2 separate regions of the Homo sapiens genome follow, and region 1 is linked to region 2. A link is a loop called in an ENCODE intact Hi-C map of the cell type or tissue named here. Cell type or tissue: heart right ventricle. All regions are shown on one strand. Each heading gives the region's core, and the rest is flanking DNA. Links, peaks and the distances in the headings are about the cores only. Region 1 has its middle 30 kb from the start of GOLGA4. Region 2 overlaps DCLK3 (doublecortin like kinase 3).

The links. A loop is a pair of places that touch in the nucleus more often than their neighbours do. Peaks named below come from ENCODE experiments on the same cell type or tissue, not always from the same donor. Only the 100,000 strongest peaks of a DNase experiment are listed, where the experiment ranks them.
Region 1: a loop joins it to region 2, with 5 times the contacts of the local background. A loop is called at or near these places in 26 of 110 quality-filtered maps.

The regions. Positions count from the first base shown.
Region 1 is chr3:37,211,390-37,215,785 of GRCh38, forward strand. No RefSeq gene overlaps it. Among named protein-coding and RNA genes, the nearest start is that of GOLGA4, 30 kb to the right of the region's middle. In heart right ventricle, for the core only: a CTCF peak has its summit at 1,795 (motif pointing left); a DNase peak (open chromatin) is centred at 1,782.
Region 2 is chr3:36,727,375-36,731,770 of GRCh38, forward strand. All of the region lies in intron 2 of DCLK3 (doublecortin like kinase 3), which reads right to left. Among named protein-coding and RNA genes, the nearest start is that of DCLK3, 35 kb to the right of the region's middle. In heart right ventricle, for the core only: CTCF peaks have their summits at 2,283 (motif pointing right) and 2,482; no DNase peak of the experiment used is centred there.

The sequences.
Region 1 (4,396 bases), core at 73-4,072, 480 kb after region 2:
GAACCCAGGAGGTGGAGGTTGCAGTGAGCCGAGACTGTGCCACTGCACTCTAGCCTGGAGCAAGACCCTGTCTCAAAAACAAACAAAACAAAACAACATAGTAGCTTAAAACAAAAATAAACATTAACTCAGATTCAGTGCGTCAGGAATTCAGGAGAAGCAGATCTGGGCAGTTTAGACCTGGGGTCTCTTATGATGTTACTTGGGGCTGTGGCCATCTGAAGGCTTGAATGGGGCTAGAGGACCTCATGTGGTTGGCAAACTGCTGGCCATTGGCAGGAAGCCTCAGTTCTTCCCCATGAGGACCTCTCCATAGGGCTGCTTGAGTGTCCTCACAATATGGCAGCTGGTTTCCTCCACAGTGAATGATCCAAGAGAGAATGGCAGAAGAAGCTGCAAGTGTCTTTAATGGCCTAGTCTTAGAAGAAATGCACCATTACTTCTACATATCTTGTCATTCACACAGACTAGCCATGATTCAGTGTGATGGGGATGATACAAGGGCATAGATATCAGGAGGAAAAGATCATAGGGGGCCATCTTGGAGGCTGGCTACCACAGATGGAGGCAAGGGCTGGTAGGATTGACTGGCCTCAGGGTTGCAAACAGAACTCTGATATTAATCTGCTTCATTGAATCACTGGTATATTTCGGTTCCCCAGTAGAGGTGTTATTCAAGCTCCCAGTGCTGGGACATCTTTCTGTAGACTTTGAGGTTGGTGCAGGAAGAAGACTAGCAGTGTGGATAATTTTTTCTGTGAGAACCATAAGCCAACATAGGCTGAGCCTAATGTGTGGCCTCATTATTGAGGCTATTTCAAATACAGACTCCCTCTCTTGGAAGGTACACAATGATTGGGCCTGGAAATTGTGCAGTCAGATGGAAGTAGCATCATGATCAGAATGTAAGAAGCACATTTTCTCTGAATCAGGATAAACCTCACTGATCAGGGCTTACCTCTTTCTACCTCTGAGATTCTTTTTTTTTTTTTTTTTTTTTTTGAGACAGAGTCTTGCTCTGTTGCCCAAGTGCAGTGGTATAATATTGGCTCACTGCAACCTCCGCCTCCTGGGTTCAAGCGATTTTCCTGCCTCAGCCCCCTGAGTAGCTGGGATTACAGGTGTGCACCACCATGCCTGGCTAATTTTTGTATTTTTAGTAGAGAGACGGTTTTGCCATGTTGCCCAGGCTGGTCTGGAACTCCTGACCTCAGGTGATCCACCTGCCTCAGCCTCCCAAAGTGATGGGATTACAGGCATGATCCACCTCACCCGGCCTTCAGTTTCCTTTTTTTCTAATAGTAAGATACAAATTTGGGGGAAATGTTTTTACTTTCTCAGTTTTGTGTATCATAAATCTATAAGGGCTTATAATAATGGACATAACACCTATCATCATGGTTAGAGTTTGGAATCAAATTTGTGGAAACGGCTGGGCGTAGTGGCTCATGCCTGTAATCCCAGCACTTTGGGAAGCTGAGGCGGGTGGATCACCTGAGGCCAGGAGTTCGAGGCCAGCCTGGCCAACATAGTGAAACCCCATCTCTACTAAAAATACAAAAATTAGCGGGGCATGGTCGTGGGCGCCTGTAATCCCAGCCACTCGGGAGGCTGAGGCAGGAGAATCGCTTGAACCCAGGAGGTGGAGGTTGCAGTGAGCCGAGGCTGTGCCACTGCACTCCAGCCTGGGCAACAGAGTGAGACTCTGTCTCAAAAAAAAAAAAAAAAAAAAAATTCTGGAAACTAGAATTTTCTACTTAATCACCTGTGGGACGTTCTCTGCTGCTGCCATCTTGTGGCCACTTGGAGTAATAACATTCACAGTGTGCCTTTGGTCAGTCCAGTGACTCACCAGATGATGTAGGAAGGTCCTCTGGATTCTGTGTAAATATTTCCGATGACAGGTTTCCAATTATTCTACAAGACAGGCTATACCTATGGTGTAAAGCTTTGCTTATTAGAAAGTTCTTTCTGAAACTGAGTCAAATTCTGCTTTTATTCCATTTCTATACAATTCTTTTTCTACTTTCTAATTTTTTTTGGGGGGGGGTGGGGACAGGATCTTGGTCTGTTGCCTAGGCTGGAGTGCAATGGCGTGATCATAGTTCACTGCAGCTTCAAACTCCTGGGCTAGCTCCTAGCTAGCCTCTCAAGTAGTTAGGACCATGGGTGTGTGCCACCACGCCTGGCTAATTTATTATTATTATTATTATTTTTGAGACAGAGTCTCACTCTGTCACCCAGGCTAGAGTACAGTGGCACAATATTGGCTCACTGCAACCTCCAGCTCCCAGGTTCAAGTGATTCTCCTGTCTCAGCTTCCCAAGCAGCTGCGATTACAAGCGTGCACCAACACGCTGGCTAATTTTCGTATTTTTAGTAGAGATGAGGTTTCGCCATGTTGCCCAGGCTATTCTTGAACTCCTGACCTTAAGTAATCCATCTGCCTCAGTCTTCCAAAGTGCTGGGATTGCAGATGTAAGCCACCATACCTGTCCTGCCTGGCTGATTTTTAAAATTATTTTTTGTAGAGAGAGGGTCTAGCTATGTTGCCCAAACTGGTCTTAAACTCCTGGGCTCAAGCAATCCTCCTGCCTTGGTCTCCCAAAGTGTTGGGATTACTGGTGTGAGCCACTGCACCCAGCCCTCTAATTCTAAAAAAAAAAAAAAAATTGAAGGCAGCTGCTTATCATATTTCCCTAAATCTTTTTTCCTAAATATTTTAGCTTCTTTATCTCTCCCTGAATGATTCCCAGAGCCTTCATTCATCATCCAGGATCTGAGACAGGGATGCTGGTGCAAGTGATTTACTGGGGAGTGGCCACAGGGGAAACCTGTAGGGAAGCCAGGGAAACAGGATGGGCAAGAGGGCGGAGCTAAGCAAGGATGCAGTTTAGCCAGAGACCAGCCCAGCCTGATGCCACGGGGAGCTCTGGATCCTGAGTGGTGCTACAGAGTGAGTCTCACCTTGAGGCAAGGGGTTCAGTCTTGTATACTGTGACACTCAGTCATTGGCTCTGGGGGTGAGGGGTGTTCGAGGAAACCTTCCTGAGTGAAGTGGTTCCCATTTGGGCAAGGGCAGTTCTCAGGAGGGTTAGCAGCTGACGCTCAACAGCATGTGGGAAATGGGTGACCAGGAAAGAGGATCTGTATACCTTCTGCTCATATCTCATCTCAGTCATTATAGTCAGACCAGGACCCAAATATCCCAGGTGTAGTCTGAAGTGTAGTATTCAAGGAATCCAGGCCGAGCACAGTGGCTCATGCTTATAATCCCAGCACTTTGGGAGGCCGAGGCAGGCAGATCCCTTGAGCCTGGGAAGTCAAGGCTGCAGTGAGCCAAGATCGGGCCACTGCACTCCAGCCTGGGTAACAGAGTGAGACCCTGTCTGGAAAAAAAAACAAAAAAGAGTTCAAGAGATTCATTATATCCCATTCTCCTTAGTCCTGTATTAACAGTCCAGGCTTACATTTGGGTTGTCTGATCGAAACCCCAAGATATTTTTCACATAAAATTGCTCCCAGGCCAAGTGTCTTCCATCAATGCCTATGGCATGGTGATACCAAAAGCAAAAGCAGGTAAAATTGTATTCCTTTAAATTTTCCTCTTGTCAGTTTGGACTCACATTCTAGCTAACTGAGCCCTCATTGAATCTGGATTCTATCATCTAATCCAGGACTCTACGCTCTGTCTTCTGCAGACTTGATCCGTGTGTCTCTTTGGTAACTTTCAACTCCCTTGTCTGTTCATTACCTTTGGGCTGGTCATCTCTGTTTGTTTGTTTGTTTGTTTGTTTGTTTTTTAAGATGGAGCCTCGTTCTCTTGCCTAGGCTGGAGTGCAGTGACACAATCTCAGCTCACTGCAACCTCCGCCTTCCAGGTTCAAGCAATTCTCCTGCCTCAGCCTTCTGAGCAGCTGGGACTACAGGTGCATGCCACCACATCTGGCTAATTTTTGTATTTTTAGTAGGGATGGTGTTTCACCATGTTGGCCAGGCTGGTCTCGAACTCCTGACCTCAGGTGATCCACCTGCCTTGGCCTCCCAAAATGTTAGGATTCCAGGTGTGAGCCACAGCGCCCAGCCAGGGCTGGTCATCTCTTAATATCTGGCTGTCACTGCCCCTGCCTGATGATATCTGTTCTGTTGCTGTCCGCAGAACAGCACTACAGAGGGAACTTTGGTTGAAAATGGCCAGCAGCAAGCCTGAGGCCAGGGCCATAGAAAGAGAGCCATGTTTATTTCAGAAACATGAGTCTGAAATAAGTAGACAGCCCGGAACCTAGGTGGTTAAGTAGTTAATGTTATGTGACCAATATAGAAAACTTGAGACTATCAGCTCAGTAGCCCTGAGCCTTCTCATAACTTGACAGGTTCTGGGAAGGTATCTGAAAAT
Region 2 (4,396 bases), core at 100-4,099:
AAACATTACCTTCCTCATGGAAGCCCCCAATTCCAAAACCTGGCTCCACTGAGCTTGTAGCAGATTAAATGTTTTGGAAACTCACACTTTACTTTGAAAATTTATTATGTTAACTATCCAGAGACTGAAGGATATATTTTCAAAATGCCAAATCTGTTTTTAGAGTATGATATGGACCTATGTGAGATATATTATGCCTCTTCTAGTTTCTTCACACTAGAGCTTTTCTCTTTCAATCTCAGGATCATCCCCTGAGCATCAACAATTGCATAAGCAGAACTTGGTGGGGGGCAGCGGTTAAGATCAGTGGTGCCACTTGTCTCTTCCAGAAAGTGGCCCCAGATGGCCCGATGTTTTTAATTATTCTGTCTCCAGCTTCTGCTGTCAAGAGTTATTTAATATTCTTCAGTGTTGTCATTTATTTCCTCTACCTAAGCAGCTTAATTACATTTAAGGTCGCACACTGTCTGCAAGTTTTTTGGCTTATTTTTGCAACAAGCACCTCACATATTTGGCTTCAGAACAGTTCCTATCTTAAACCTTGAAATTAAATGAGTGATGTTGTCCTAGAATAATTCTTCTTCCCAGAATCTGTGGGACATCTGATACCATCAAACTCAAACCTCCACCCAAACAAAAAACGTGTCTCAAACATCCTCCCACCAGACTATCGTTCATGTCTGAATGAAATCTCAAAATGGAAAAGACTCCACAACTCTGTGCTGTAGTGCATCCCATTTATGGCAAGCTTAGCTTGTGAGGAGATTCACCCCTATGTTGATTCAGAATTCCTTTCCCACTCCTGTTTTCTAAATCTGCCCTCTCCAGTGATGCTGAATAAGAACGCATCCCTCCAAAGACGGGAAGCAAGTATCGTGATCCCCAGCTCGCCTCTGGCTTCTCCAAGCTAGCATCTGTGATGATTAATTTTAGATGACAACTTGACTGGATTAAGGAATACCTAGTACTGATAAAGTATCATTGGTGGGGGGTGGGGGGACGGTGTCTGTTAGGTATTTCCAGAGGAGATTGGTGTGTGAATCCAGGTGGACCAAGTGCAGAAGATCTGCCCTCAATATGGATGAGCAGCATCCAGCCGGCTGGGGGCTTGGATAGAACGAAAGTAGGGAAAAGGCAATTGGTGTCTCTCTGTCTCTCTCTCTCTGCACTCCCTCCTCCCCCTCCTCCTGGGACATCAGAACTGCAGGCTTTCTAGCCTTTGGGCTCCAAGACTTATACCAGTAACCCCTGGGTTCTCAGGCCTTCAGACTTGGGCTGAGCCACGCTACTGGTATCCCAGGGTCTCCAGCTTGTGGACAGCCAGTCATGGGACTCCTCAGTCTCCATAATCATGTGAGCCAAGTCCCCTAATAAATCCCCTCTCATACATCTCTATAAACATATATCCTATTGGTTCTGTCTCTCTAGAGAACTCTGGCTAATACAACAACCAAGGATGCTCTGGTGAATCCTTACAGGACCTGTTCTCCTGGTCACCCTCCCTCACTCATCCCTATTCCAAGTGCAGCCCCTGGACCCTGGACCAGCACCATCAGCATCTCCTGTGAGCTGGTTACAGCTCTCAGCTGCCCCAGAGCCCCTGAAACAGAATCTGCATTTCCTCACAACCTCAGAGAGGTCTGTGTCCACAGTAAAGTTCTGGATGGCCCCCATGATGCCTTTCTTAACCAAGAATGCCCAGCACCAAACGCCACACACCAGGTGTGATTCGATCAGAGCAGAGGACCTCAGGACTCTCGGCTGACCAGGCACTGGGTGGTCATCAAGACAGCCAAAGACCCCATCAAATGACCCACTTCAGTGTCCCTGCCTGAGAAAACCTTTCAGGGTTTTCCCGGGTTGTGTGTGTGTGTGGGGGGGGGGGGTACAAAAGCCCCCTTTACACACATCTCACTTTGCCCTCACCCCACATCTCCCTGTATCTCTTTTGCAGCCTAGCTAAACTCGCTGCTCTGGGCCATGTTCTTGCTGGGGCTCATTTTCGGTTGTTCCCTAACTGAAAGGGTGTAAGAGGTTGCTTTACATGGCACTGTAATGACTGTTATCTGTCTGCATCTATCATCCTTTTCCAGCCACACCAAAGTGTCATGCTTGGAATTCAAGTGGTCTACATTATTTACGTAGGCATTCAGATAGCATCTGGATAATCTGAAAGCTTCAAGAAGAATCTTTATTTTTCTGAACAATTAACTCTGCTCTCTCCTTCAATGGTACCTCAATTTAAATGTGATCTTGCAATTCTCATCTCTGAACAGAAGATGGAAGCAGAGTACAGACCAAACAACAAGTGGCTCCCTTAAGGATTAAGACATGGATAAAGTTTATTTATCTTTGCCACCTTCTTACTTGATCCTTCATGGTTTCTCGTACTTTTTCCCTCCAAGGTCCATTTTCAACTGGCTGTGAAGAATGAAATGATCTTAGAAACCAATTCACATTAAAATGCCAATACCTAAAATCCGTTTATATTTCAACGACAGCAAAATATACCATAACACAGGCCAGGTGCAGTGGCTCAGGCCTGTAATTCCAGCACTTTGGGAGGCCAAGGCAGGTGGATCACTTGAGTCCAGGAGTTTGAAGTGAGCCTACACAACATGGCGAAACCTCATCTCTACAAAAAATACCAAAATATTAGCCACGTGTGGTGGTTTATACCTGTGGTCCCAGCTACTTGGGAGGCTAAGGTGGGGGGAGTCTGGAAGGCGGAGGTTGCAGTGAGCTGAGATCACACCACTGCACCCAGCCTGGGTGACAGAGTCAGACTGTCTCAAAATATATGTACATACACCATATATACACACACACACACACACACACACACACACACACAAACACATAAACATACCATAATACAAAAGTATGACTGAAAAAAAAAATCAGTGAGGACAAAGTCTTCCCTGGGACTTGTCACATGGCATGCTCACAAGATAAGATGCTTTTGGTGTCTGTTTATTGCATCTGCTTATTTCTACTTAATTAAAATCTCATGTTCATTCAACAAATATTTACACACTTACCATCTGCCAGGCAGTGTTTGAAATATTAAGAATAAAGTAGTGAAGGAAACAGACAAAGTTCTTTTTCTTATGAAGCCTCCTTTCTATTAATGAACAATATTCAAATAAATATGTAATCTCAGGCAGTGATAAGCGTTATGAAAAAGTAAAAGTGGGATAAGGGCTGCGTTGTCTAGTACAGTATCCACTAAGTACACATGGCTATTGGTTTTTACATGAAACTTAAAATGCAGTTCCTTAGACAGGAGGAACTGCCCATGTGGCTAGAGACTACCACATTGGGCTATGCAGATACAGGAAATCTGTATCTCCATCATCACAGAAAATTCTACTGGCAATGCTGGCACAGTGGCAGGAGTTCTTTTTTTTTTAATAAGGTGGTTAAGGAAGGACTCACTGAGGAAGCAACATCTGAAAGAAGGCAAGGGTGAGCCATATTAAGATGTGAGGAGCAAGTTTTCAGGTAGAAGAAACAGCAAATGTGAAGGCCGAGGGGCATGCATGGTTTGATGTAGCAAGCAGGGGCAGGAGCAGGGCGAGTGAGGAGCTGAATGGCTGGAGAGTGGCTTTGAGAGGAAGATGGAGTCCACATCATATAAGACCTTCCAGGCCATGGAAATGACCTTGGCTTTTATTCTGAATGTGAATGCGAAGGGAAGCTAATGGCAGCTCTGAGCAAAGAAGTCACTGTAATGCACTGTCTTTTTAACCCAGTGTCTGGTCAGAGGTGGCCAGCCCAGCTGATGAAGGAATGGACTTTGGACTGTAGGTGTTTCCTGAACTTGATAGCCTCATATTTCACAGTACACTTTACTTCACCACCTAGTCATCCAATCAGATGATCATCTCAAATTCAACATGCCGGAAACTGATTTCACCTCGACCCTGCTTCTCTCCCACAGTTCCCCAACCCAGAGAATGGCTCCATCATCACATAAAGATGCTGTCATATCTCCCAACTTAAAAAAAAGACAACCCTTATTTTCTCTGCATCCCTCTTTAGCTACTGTCCATTCTATGATCTCCTTCGTGCGTGCACACACACACACACACACACACACACACACCCTTGAAAGAGGTGTCTATACACACTGTCTACAGTATTCCACCTTCCATTCTATCCTAACTCAGTCAGTCTCTTATCCCCATAACTACACAGAAACCACCCTCCTCCATTAGAAAGATGGGGCCACGACTGATCCAGCTTCAGGTCATAAACATCTGTTACCCTTGAGTCTTCTCTTTCCTCATCCACAGCATTCAATCCACTCACAAGTCTTGTCTTTACCCTTAGGATGACCACTTCTCCCCATCTTTACTGCGGTCCCCAAGACCAAGCCACCATCATCTCTTGC